Linked DNA regions of Mus musculus: region 1 is linked to region 2. Evidence: chromatin contacts called from ENCODE Hi-C or POLR2A ChIA-PET data. All regions are on one chromosome and are shown on one strand. The core of a region is the stretch at or near the end of the contact, and the rest is flanking DNA. Distances in the headings are between cores, read along the strand shown.

Region 1 (6,544 bases), core at 567-3,066, 470 kb after region 2:
GGGCCTGGAGAGAGAGCATGTGGTCAGAAACCCTCATTAAAGATAACTTACCTGCAATCACCAGAAGCAGACTAGTTGAGTTGAGACAAAGATCTATGTGATATGCTGTTTGGTAAAAGGTCAATAGGAGAAGCTACGTGGCAAGGCTGTGAGCAAGAATTCAATCTGAATCTGTACAGTGTGCCAAAGTAAAACATTAAGAGAAAAAAAATACCCTAATTTTAATTACAGGGGTTCTGAAAAATTCCTAACCCCAGCACATTGTAAAAACCACACTATGAGCCGGGTGTGGTGGCGCACGCACGCCTTTAATCCCAGCACTCGGAAGGCAGAGGGAGATGGATTTGAGTTCGAGGCCAGCCTGGTCTATAAAGTGAGTTCCAGGACAGCCAGGGCTACACAGAGAAACCCTGTCTTGAAAAAACAAAAACAAAAAAACAAACCACACTATGGTCAGAGCCCAAACTAACAATCTTCTCTAATAGACTCGGGGCTCCTGTATTTCCTGCACTCCCTATTATACCACTCCCCACTGTCACATCTCCTCTCTCAAATTCCATCTTTGAGAGGTCATTTACAAATTCAAAGATTTCAGAAGTGAAACCATTTTCACTTGGGTTACTGTATAAAACACTACGTACTTGTCTCACTGTTTGCACTATACTTCTCTCTAGCTCCAGTATAGGTCAGAGAGGATATTTTGGGTTCCTCACCTCCTGCCTGCTCCTTCTGGTCCCTCCCCTTCTGTGACCTACCCCCTGCTGGGGCCAACCCTGATCTGTCACCTCTCCCTCCTGTCCTACCTTCCTAAGGTATTCAAAGCTCACCTGGAGGATCTTGCAAGCACACAAGGCATCCACGTCCGAGGCCACAAAGAGAAGGACCCTCTGTAGAAGCAAACGTGGACAGATGAGTTGAACACAGGGACGCTAAACTCTGTGGCAACTCTCTGACCTCCCGGCCCATCCACGGACACTCGCCCTCTTCTCCCCAGCCCCCAGATAAGGTTTGGATCAGGATCGTGGAATGGGAGTCACCTGGTTGTGGACCGTCTCGTAGAACTCCTTGCGGAAATCGGTCACGAACATAGCCACAGCGGCGGATACCTAGAACTGGCGCTGAGACACGGACAGCCCCGGAGGTCGTCAAGACTCCCGCCAAATCACAGCTCTTCTGATTGGTCCACGCCAGCAGCCAATAATTCTTAGCCTTTCCTCCTTTCTGATTGGTTCCTACTGGGGACAGCCAATAATGCTCTGCTATTCGCAGCTGGATAAGACCCGCCCGTCCCTCAAAAAATGAAACATCTTTCCTCAGGCTGCGAACCTTGTTGCCGGTGTTGACGCTAACGTCCAGTCACCCAAAACCACCTATGTTTGGCAGACATCTTTACTTCGGGAAGGAAGGTCTATTATCTGACCCTGGCATACTTAGAAAACAATATACTCTTAGACATAAAGTAAATTCAGTCACACATTATTTGAATGTGTTTCCAATAAGTTTCCAATACACGGTTCGTCGAATTAGAGTGAGCTATAGATTACTTCCGCCCGAATCCATGATGGCCGGGATCAACGCCGGAAACTCTAGCTGCATTCTGGGTATTGTAGTCCGTAAGGAGAACGGCTCCTATCAAGTTGTTTGGAAGAGAGTACTATCTAAACATTATAAACAGTCGCTATCCTGTGAAATCAATTATCAAGTGTTTTAATGTTTACTTTAAGTAATATTCAAACCTCAGGCCTTCCCATGACTTTCTGTTTTTCCGCCGCTGACTTCAGGCCTCCGTACCCCATCCCCTGCGGTGTTCCGTCACTTCCGGCGAGCCTCTCGCGGTTTCTGGGTTTCAGAGCAGTGGCCTGGACTGCAAAGAGGGAGCTGTGGGTTTTTATTGTAAGGTTCAGGAAAAGAAGCGGCATCACCAAACGCTGTCAGTCATGGTGAGTTGACCGGGGATCGCGAACCGGATGATGCCAGAGTTGCCCCTGGAGCTGGCAGGGAGGGCCTGGACCTGGTGGCGGAGGTGCCGAGTCACCCGGGCCTGCGTCGGGCCCCGACACTGTCCCGAGAGCTTCTGTCCCAAGTGGGACCCATAATTACGAGCCACCTCTTTTCTTCTTAGCTTGTCCGAGTCATGACTCGAATGCCTTTCGGCGGGACAGCAGCCCCGAGAGTAAAAAGGAACCTGCTACTTTATGTCGATAGTTCTCATAAGTGCTCGACACGCAACAAGTTTCCATGAACTCGGAGTTAACTGGAGATTTCTTGGGGGAGTGGCGCGAGGGAGGAGAAAACGAAGGACATTAAGCTCAGCCAAAGTTCCCTGACCTTTTATTTAGTAGAAATCATGTCTTAGGCTGTATGTCACGTTGTGTTCATCACGTTGTGATAACGACAATAGGTAATATGTAGTGCGCCTTTTTTCTATCAACGTATACTTATTTAATTCCTGCATTCCCCATGGAACATAGGTACGTAGTTATTATATTTACCGGTAGAACTAAAACTTAGAGAGGTGGTACTCAGGAAAGTGAGGCTCAGAGGTTGGAAGTCAAGTCCATCCGGCTGCAGTGATGTCTCATCACTCCTGTATATAGTGTTGACTCCGTGCCATTTGTTTGTTTGTTAAAAACAAGAAGTGATTATTAGATTTTTATCCTGAGTGTCACAGTAAGTCCCTGTCTAAGTTCATTTACATAACCAGCACTGAGTGTTTGATGTGTTAGGCATAAAAGCTTTAAAGGAAGTAACATGGATGATAGAAGCTCATGTTCATTGGTGGCTGAGTTGGAAGGATACCGTTCGGGTGTTGCATACTTCATGTACGTTGTTTATGTTCCAGAGAGAAGCAGTAGGTTAGATGGATGGCATAGGTGAAGATGCTTTGACGAGCACACACCCCCCACCCCCCAACCCCATGGCTCAAAAAAGGGCTTTGTGGGTTATGCACCTAAGACTGAGTCACACAGTTCTGGTACTTAAAGAAAAAGATAAAAGACTGAAGCACGCCTTTAATCCCAGCACTAGGGAAGCAGAGGCAGGCAGATTTCTGAGTTCAAGGCCAGCCTGGTCTACAAAGTGAGTTCCAGGACAGCCAGGACGATACAGAGAAACCCTGTCTCGAATAAACCAAAAAAAAAAAAAAAAAAGACTGAAAACTTGTGTACTAGTAACTGAAGAACAGTTTATTGGTGGGGGATGTTGGTGTGCACGTGGGCTTGAGAATAGAAGCCTTCGGGTGGGTATGTGAGCCCGTATGTGCATGTGAAGGTCAGCAGACTGTCTTGGATGTAGTTCTTCGTGTCTTGACTTTGCTGGCTGGTATGAGAAAATACTTGATATGCAGTGTGCAGGTCTGTTCTGTGCTGTGAGCACCAGGAGAAGCACTAACTCTGACCCCTGCCAAAGCAAGGGAGGCTTGCTGAAGAAGAAAAAGCATTGTTACTGAAAGCCAGGTGGAGGAATACATACATGGGCATCTGCTTTTCACCACCTGCAATGCTCTTTTGGGTTTCTTGCCCAGTTGACACTCAGACATGTAGGTCTTTAATGAGGGTCTCCTCCTGAACACTTGGTTAACATCCATTCTCGGGTGCTCTCTGTCCCGATACCTGTTTCTTGTCTTTAAAACTCCTAGACATAGGTATTTTATTGTTATCTTCCTTGTCTTTCATATCAAGTTCCCCAGGGCAGAGGTGATATCTGCCTGCAGTACCCAAACATTACTAAAGTGATATCCCCTAAAGTCCAGATTGGAGCCACACAAATGGTAGGCACTCAGGAAAAGAGGTGGCTTCTAAGTTAAGGATGGTGGGGAAAGGGCTCCAGGTGGAGTTACAAGTCCAGAGACAGAAACGTTAGGTTAGGAGATGGTGGATGGTCAGTAATGAGTCTCTGTGAAGTGTATGTAAGGCCCAGCCTTGATCCATCTTGAGAATAGGGAATAGTAGCAGAAGAATAGGAGGGGAAGGCCTGGTTTTATATTTAGTAAAGTTGCACTGTCTATAGATAATAGAAACTGGACCTGAGGGATGAGTTTGGGAGGCACAAGAAGGATTTGAGGTTCACCGTGCCGCCGAGGTGGTCAAAAGAACATTCTGGTTAGTTGAGATTTTAGTTTGCTGTGTTCTTTGACCACATTTATACGCACTGATGACTTGCTATGTTAGTGCTTGGCCTAAAGAAACATACCTTTGAGGTAGATACAGTGCACATTTGTGTACATTTGTTATGTGGGAGGCTAAGTCAAGGTCACCGGGATTCAGGACTTGATGACCAGCCTCTTTTTTTTTTACAGTGCCTTTGTTTCTTTGTTTTAATAATAATACCATTTCTTTCTTTCTTTCTCCTAGTTTTCTTTCAACATGTTTGACCACCCGATTCCCCGGGTCTTCCAGAACCGCTTCTCCACGCAGTACCGCTGCTTCTCCGTGTCCATGCTAGCAGGGCCTAATGACAGGTCAGATGTGGAGAAAGGAGGGAAGAGTATGTGCCTGTTTTTATTTTGAATAGTAACCTTTCCTGCCCTAAACTCTATGAGCCCTGTAGCCTTCTATAGCCCTTAGTTTGCATGTGGGCACCAGACACTAACATTATAGTAAAAATGTCACTGTCCTAAGGCATGGGTGGTGGGAGTAGGGTGCTAATTATGTTTGTTGACTAAATGCCATTCAGAGCACAAAAATAAATTACTTCAAGTAAGATTCTTTATGAAAAGTCGTTATGAAATTCTGGCTAGCCCCAAACCACTGTTTAAAGCTTTTAAAAGATGCATCAGAAAGTATACATCTTGCCTTTGGTCTACCCTTTTGTTTTTATTTACTTAATATTCCTGAAATATTCTTTTCACAGTAATTATGCCACCCTCAGCCCTCGATCAACTCAGTAAGTACTTTCTATATAAGTACGGGAAGCCAGAAATGGGCATGGGCTTTTCATTGTCCTCAGAGTCTGTGTAACATTTGTCAGGATGTGGTTAGAATCCTCTTTGGAGGGTGTGCTGGCCTAGAAGGACCAGGGGCAAGTACCTTAGATGAGGCAAAGCATGGCTCTGCTTCCCACTGCAAGGGTGCTATAAGCACCCACTCAGTAAAGGGTACTCTTTTCTCTTTCTTCTCACCTCAGCCCCTTCCCCAGTGCCTGGCTTGTCTCAAGAACTTGTCTAGATACAAAGGAACAGCACTTTGTATAGTGCTTGAGTAGTTCATACTGTGGTGTGGGCTCACTAGGTTGTCTTCCTAAAGGGGAAAAAAAGCTTGATCTCCAAGAGAACTGCATGACCCAGATCTCCCAAACCTGAGTTTTTCACTTCCAGTGTGGCATTGTATCCTGAGGAAGCCAGAGGTTGAACTGCCACTTTCTCTTCCTGTGCCAGATAAAGCCGTTGTGAGAAAAGCCCCAGGCTTGCTCTCTCTCGGATTATGAACAGCCCTGATTGTGGACACAATCTTTGCTTTGGAAACTTGAAGATCTTCCCATACTGAATTCATCCTGTGGGTCTTTGGTCTTGCTTTTGGGGTGAGCTGGCCAAGGAGCCCAGGTGTGTCCCTTAGCAAAGTGTCCAGAAAGATACTTTGGAATGGAATCAGTGGGATTTAGACCAGATCAGAGCAACATTCAGACCTTTCTTTGTTTGCTTTTGCTGTACTAAGGGTTGCATGCTAGTTGAGTGTTTATTCACTGAGTAGACCCTTCAGCCCTTTAAAGCCCTTTTTCTTCCTTCACACTGGGTCTCACCCAACTTAACTAGGATGACCTTGAACTTAAAATCTTCCTGCCTTGACTTTCTGAGTTACAGGTGTGCCACCTTGCTCAGCTGTTGAGGCCTGTTAAGTGGTGGAAAAAACCCACTGTAACCAAGTAAGACCAAGGGAGTCTTGATTTGTGAGATGCAGGTTATTGCTCAGGCTGTAGCAATTAAGTGTCTCAGAGGACTGGGGAGCTCGAAGTCAGGCTCTCCCATCAGTCAGTGGCTGAAGGGTGCTAGAGTTTCCTTTAATTTCCTCTGCCTCAGATCTTTGGTGGAGCCTGGTCTGCAGCACCCAGACTCTGGGTCAACTTGTAGCTTCCATGGTTGGAGCTGTTTTAGTGACAAAGAACATAAACCTAATTCCTTGGCCCTGGGCCACTTGTCTCAGTCACCCTTGTCCTGGCAAGATCACCTCCATTCTACAGTGAGGCAGTTTTCTAGGCTGCTTTGGAGCTTCCCACCCAAGCTCTTCCCTGATTGACTTTATTCATTCAACATTTACAGAGAGGCCAGAAGTCTTCTCTGCCTCCTGATACTAAGTGAACTTTTCTTGCCAGATGTGGTGGCAAGCCTCTGAGGTAGAGGCCATTTAGGGCTATGAAGTGAGTCTTGGTGTGTGCTTAACCTGACAAGCTGCAGTCTACTGACAAGTGGCAGAGTTCTGACTTCTGCACACTAAGTATGGATCCCAGCACGACCACTCCTGAGCGTGCTCATTGAGGGCATGTTACTTTATCCACATGCCTCAGTTTCTCCAACAAACTAAAAAGGGAGGAATGATAGTGCCTTCATTAT
Region 2 (6,198 bases), core at 443-2,942:
CTTGGGTATGGCCTTATCTCTCTTCCCAGACACAGTTAGAGAACCTCAAACAAAACTGTTGACAGTAAGATATCCTACCTTCCTCTATTCCCAGGGCTGAACTTTTGACTTTGAACCTAGTTAGGAGCCATGAATAAGACAGGACTTTTAAACCTCACTCAATGAGATGCATCAGAGAAGCGGAGAAGCTCCGAGCCCAAGCTCTGAAGTATGTTTTACTTTTTTCTTTTGGGCACCTCTTTTGTGCCTAATCTTCATACTTAAGCCTCTATTTAAATATCTTTAACACAATCTCCAACTCTGCTTCCTAAACTGGCTAGCCTGGAATTCTTTTCATCATCAAAGCCTGGTGTGATCTGAGACTAGGTCCTTAAAACTAGGGGAAATTCTCAGGCTGCTGACTTGACAGCTGGGAGCTGGGCCCCTCTGCCATGTGTCCCCCAAACACTTAAAGTAAAATAAAGACACAAAAGTAAAATGAAAATGTGGGATTGGGGACCATGTGGGGGAACCTGAAGAGATGTGAGCACCACAGCATCTCACATCCCAGCAGCAACACTAGGAATCTGGAGGAGGGGCAGAGGCTCTGTTCTATCTGGGAACAGTCACCCTCTCCAGCAGACCACATGACCCAGGAGGTCTCAGGGAAAGGGGAAGAAGCACGGGCCTGGAAGCCAATCACCCTGGCTTGCAGCAGCCTTGGAAACACATGCCTCCTTGGCTAGAGTTTACTTCACTATGTACAAGGTTGGACTAATGAAACTACCTTAAAAAATTGTCTAGAGGACATGTCTCTCACCTGTCCCTTATAGCTGTCACATCTACCCCATAGAAGATGGCTGAGCTTAGTAGTGGCAAAACGGTAGTCAGCAGGCCCAGACAGCAGACAGGTCTGCTGAGCAAGGCATTTGCAAGGGCATAGGGTGCACTCTAAAGACATGACTTATCGGGCAGAAGGAAACATAGGAAAGATGCTGAGGGTACATGGATGGATCTCAACATCAGGGCCTCCTTGTCCACTGTCCAAGAGGCAAACAAGCAAAACCTCAGCTGCCAATGAGCCTAGAGTGGGGCCAGACCTGGCCTGGATGCAGCCTACACGCAATGTCCTCCCGTTCTGAGCAAGGGTTCACTACGCCAGCCCAGTAAAGCCCATATCAGGCATAAGAATGACCCAGCACTTGCTGTCTACTCTGACATTCTGTGAAGCCCAAGGCCCCATCGGAGGTTTCAGAGTGAGAGGGGCGACATGACTAGGCTCCAGAGTAATTCTTGACACTGGAGACTGCAGCCCTTCACCCTGCAACAACCATGCAGCTCTCTGTCCCGCCAATCTAGCCTCTTACACAGCAAGTCTGCCCCTGCTGCCGAGACCCTTCCCCGCACCCAATCCTGACAGGGATAAATAGAAACATCTTCCAGTACCGTGAGGGTTTTGCTTTCAATTATCAGAGACAGTCTGGTCTGGTCTGTCAGACTAGAGTCCCGAACCAGCAGGCCGTTTAGTTTCCATTTAATGCCTTGGAAAGGGAAAACTGAATTATGACGAGAAGGGGCGGACCGCCTCGTCCTCGACCAACCTGATCCAGACCGCGTTCCAGGAGCCCGGCGCCCGACCTTGGGTCAGCCCCGCCAGGAGCGCAGCCCGCTAGCCCCAGCCACCCGCTGCACACTCACCGCCTCCGCCGCCGCCGACTTCCGGGTGCCGCACCCGCGGGCTTTAGCCTCCAGCCCAGAACCCGCCCGGCCCGCCTCCAGAGCGCTCGCTATTGGGCGCAGCAGCGAAGGGCGGAGCATCGAACCCAGAACCGCGGCCTTGTTGGCCGTATGTGCTGTCGCTTAGAGATATAGCGCTCCGCCCCCGCAGCTGCACCAAGACTGGAGATGCACCAAGGCTGGCGATGCACCAAGGCTGGAGCTGTGTGGGCATCTGGTCCTTTCATGCAGCCACAGCTCCTCAGCCTGTGGGTTATCTCTGTGAGACCCTGCACCCCGCCCGGTTCAGGCGCTGGACCCACCTCCACCCCCTTTAGACAAAGTCCTGGTCTTTATCTCTAGACCATATCATCTGTCCCAGATAGCCCTCCCCTCCCTTTGTCGCCTCCAAGTCTTACTAGACTGCCTGTATCCTTGGCCTCTGACTTCTCATCTATTGTATTCCCTGCACTAAAAAACAACACAGAACACGGACTTCTGCTCCACCGTGCCTTCCATAGTCCTTAAGAAGTCACAGAGGCTGTTCTGTGAGTCCAGACCCCCAAGGATGAGGAATTTACCATGCTTGAGCTATGTTTGGACAATGACTGGGACATTTAGAACAGGGCCAGGACAATCACTGGGGGCTTCCTGTACCTGTTAATATCAGGTTGTGTAAGGGGCTTGAGCATCCATCGCTAAGGTGGAGGGAGCATCAGAGGTCCTCCCCAAAGTGAGTACTCAGTACAAGGATCACAACCACATTAAAGACAATGATACTGTACTACAGACTCTCAACCCAGTTGACTTGATACCCAGTTCTCATTCACTCCACTTGAGAGATGTAAATATAATTGCTCAGAGCAGTTAAGCTATTCACTTGAAGTAAAATAAAGGGCTAGCAAGATAGCTGCCTGGGTATAGATGCTCGCTGTCAAACCTGGCCACCTGTGTTCCATCCTTGGGATCCACATGGTGGAAGGAGAGATCTGTGTCCTTTATGTTGTTCTCTGATCACCACATGTGCATTGTGGTATATACTCACAAAATAAAATGTAATTGATTTAAAAAAAAAATGCCGGGCTGGTGAGATGGCTCAGTTGGTAAGAGCACCCGACTGCTCTTCCAAAGGTCCGAAGTTCAAATCCCAGCAACTACATGGTGGCTCACAACCATCCGTAATGAGATCTGACTTCTGGAGTGTTTGAAGGCAGCTACAGTGTACTTACATATAATAAAAAAAAAATAAATAAATCTAAAAAAAAAAAAAAAAAAAAATGCCAAGTGGCATTAGCTGCCTGGACGATCTAGGTGCCATGGTCCCAAACTTCAATGCTGATGTTTTGCAGAAAACTGGAACTCAGAGAGGCGAAAGCAAGGCTGTAGCCAGACCCAGTCACAGCTCTGCCCTCTCTCACACAGCCTCACCAGCATTCCTCCTGAGAACTAAAGGAAATCATTTGCAAACATGACCAGACTCCGGAGACTATGACTCCTGGCCAGCAGGTGGCAGACCTAGCTAGGCACTTCCATTCTTCCTCCAGCTTAGCACAGTCACCCTGTGCTCCTGCCAGCTGTCTCCATCTGAGCTGCCAGATCACTTGGTCTACAGGACTAAGAGGTAGTCATGGACAAGCAGGACACGGGCTTGAGGCTAAAAGAGCATGGTCTGGGATATAGCAGATACACAGTAGCTTGTCCCCAAAGCACCAAGCCATGAATTCAGAGTGGGACAATGGCTGGATATGCTTTCTCATCAATCCTATCCATAAAGAGAGATGTAAGAACATGTTGAACAGTGGTTCGAATCCCATCACAGGCAGCAGGTGGCCCTTTGGGGGCGGGGGGGATTTGAACCTCTGCCCCAATTTTTTCCTTAATTATTTATTAACTTTACATCCTGATAGCAGCTCCCCTCCTTCCTCTCCTCCCAGTCCCAAATCCAACCCCCTATTACACCCTCCCCTCCTCCTCATAGAAGGGGGAGCCCCCCTTGGGTACCACCCCACCCTGGGACATCTAATCCCAGCACACCCTCTCCCTCTGAGGCCCAACTAGGCAGTCCAAATTAGGGGAAGGGGATCCAATTCCTGCCCCTATTTTTTTTTTTTTAATAGTTATGCACTCTGACATTCTCTCCCATTTGAGTCTGGCTCATTGTTCATTCCTCGAATGGGAGCTCACCACTTTTTGTAAACACCTTTTTAGGATTTAAGTGCCAACTAGTTAGGAAGTTCTTCCTGACAAACACTTCCTCTCTGTGGCTTTCCCCAGCACTATCCCTACAGAAATGGCCAGCAGCTGGATGGATAAGGAGGATGGGGGGGGGGGAGTGGGGGGGGGAGTGGGGGGGGGGGAGACAGACAGAGCAAGAAACACACACACAGTGAGAGAGAGAGAGACAGAGACAGAGAGAAAGACAGAGAGACAAACAGAGAGACAGAGAGGCAGAGAGAAGGGGGGAGATATTCATTATTGGCCCTGGTAAGGAGACTGTAAGATAGCAGCCCTGAAACCTATCTGAGCTGTCTCTATCCACCCTGATTTCCTCTATGCAGCTGATGATCAGGCTCTAAAGCAGCCAGGTCTCTAAAAGGGGACATTCCTACACTGGGAGGCTATGTCTCCCTTTTGCCCTCTTCTAGCAGAGAAAAACCTGTTCAGCCTCTGTCCCATCAGCAAGTATGGGGAAGTGGTATGATCCAGAGCTATGGGGTCTTCAAGAGAGGTGCTCCAGGATGAGTACGGGCCAGGGTAGAGCTGGATTGACTAAATCCACTTCTAACTGAGGAAAGAGAGTCCCCACCACACAGCAACTTAACCAGAAAGACAGCTGTAGTTAGTAGAGAGCTGTAGTTACAGCTTTACCTAGAGAGAGCTACCTTCTTGGAAGACTCTGCTTTCTTAGAGTTGCTCACTCTGCCTTGCCAGAGCTGCAACAATATCTCAATACCAGGATGCCAAATGGTGTTCATTTCAAGTAGCAATACCAACGGATTAGTAGCAACTGCCTTGACTCTGAAAAGCTCCTGGTATCAATTTGTATTGTAGGCGACCCAGAAGTGAGCTCCTGCTCCAGGCATTTACTTTCTTTGTCTTCACCAAGCAACCCTTATTGGGTGAGCACACTGGACTCAGCATAGGTGGGTGAAATATGACCATCTGGGTAGACCCCCTACACACACAAACGCACACACACACACACACCCTGGCCTCCATTAGCACTATCTGTAAGGGGCCTTGGGAAACACCGACAGCCCAGAAGAGTTGCTCATTTCCAGTGCACTCAGGATAAGAGGCTTCTGAGCAAGCACAGGCCAGATTCATTTCCACAGTCTGCACTTCCATCTCCTGTTTATGTTACAGCATCCCCCGTGGGTCCCCTCCACTGCCTTATGTCACTGCAGAGATGTGTTTGGTGTGCTTTACCTAGTAGGGAAATATGTGTTTATCTTTTCAGGCAGTGGATAAAGCTCCTTGATATTTCTCCAAGACTCAAAGCAGGGCAGAGGAAATCGGGACACCAGGGTGTAGTGGGGAAGAGATAAACACATAATTCCCCTTTCCCGGGAAGAGGACGCTTTTCATTGCCCCGGGGAAAGAGCAGTCTCATGCAGCTGTAGGGAGTGCCCAAAGGCTCTGTAAATACAGGCTTCATAGAAGAAAAAAAGCTCTAGTTTTTCTAGAGTCTGCTTTTGCCCTCAAAATCACTGCAACCATCCCCACTTTGTACCAGCCTAGCTGACCTTGTTCGTCCTTGCTGCAGGGGTTATGGGGACAGTGAGAGAGCCCCCAAGGCTGGAAGTCCAACGACTGGGTTCACGCCCTGGTTGCCTAAAGCCTCAATTTTCTATCTGTAAAATGGGATTTATCTTTACACTTGCGGAGTGTAAGATAAATACCATTCTATGCCAATAGAAAGGAATCGACGCTCAATGTCCGGTTAACAGCAGGATACCTGGGAACTTGGGGTGGAGATGGAGACAACGCTGCTGGAATCCGGGAGTGACCGCCTGCCCTGCAAGTTCCAGCTCAGGGCCTACTATCCCCAGAACTCCTCTGAAGATGGCCGGGAGGGGGCAACTCCGAGCCTCCTGCAGCTGCTGCAGCCACAGCATTCCGGGCAGGTGTCAGGGCCTGCTCTGCTAGGGGGCCGACCTGGGCTAAGACTGACAATACCAGGAACCCAACAGCAAGCCGCAATCTCTGCACATCCATCCAATCGGTGCGGGTTGCGGGGCGCGTCTCTCTACCAATGGGAAAATTCGCAGTTGGATGGGGCGGGGCGGAGGCCTCGTCTCCGGCCAGGTCCGCTTTGCGCACGGGCAGCGGGAGGGGTAGGAGGGCTAGCCTGCTTGCTGGCTGCTCCAGTAGGGGAGGAGGAGTGTTCCCCCCCTCACCTCCTCACAAGCACAAGTTGTGGCCCCGGGAGCCACTTTCGGTGCTGGGCGCTGGAGAGGCCGCTCCCCGCGCACCGGGGGACCTGGGGACGCCTGTCTTGGG

The links. A loop is a pair of places that touch in the nucleus more often than their neighbours do. ChIA-PET counts read pairs that join two places held with the same protein, here RNA polymerase II (POLR2A).
Region 1: a loop to region 2 is called in a map of left cerebral cortex, with 2.6 times the contacts of the local background. The contact joins the promoter of Ufd1 here to the promoter of Tango2 in region 2. A Hi-C loop is called at or near these places in 1 of 37 maps with a recorded cell type or tissue (left cerebral cortex). POLR2A ChIA-PET finds 5 or more read pairs at or near these places in 2 of 5 experiments (both embryonic stem cell).

Annotation. Positions count from the first base shown.
Region 1 is chr16:18,810,478-18,817,021 of GRCm38, forward strand. Ufd1 (ubiquitin recognition factor in ER-associated degradation 1) reads left to right here and starts at 1,817. Exons shown (of 12, transcript NM_011672.4): 1 at 1,817-1,940; 2 at 4,353-4,485; 3 at 4,852-4,884. The coding sequence starts at 1,938. It overlaps Cdc45 (cell division cycle 45), which reads right to left and starts at 1,495. Exons shown (of 19, transcript NM_001358206.1): 1 at 1,038-1,495; 2 at 828-887; 3 at 1-4. The coding sequence starts at 1,088.
Region 2 is chr16:18,342,218-18,348,415 of GRCm38, forward strand. It overlaps Tango2 (transport and golgi organization 2), which reads right to left and starts at 1,693. Exons shown (of 9, transcript NM_001359109.1): 1 at 1,581-1,693. It overlaps Arvcf (armadillo repeat gene deleted in velocardiofacial syndrome), which reads left to right and starts at 5,965. Exons shown (of 18, transcript NM_001272029.1): 1 at 5,965-6,198.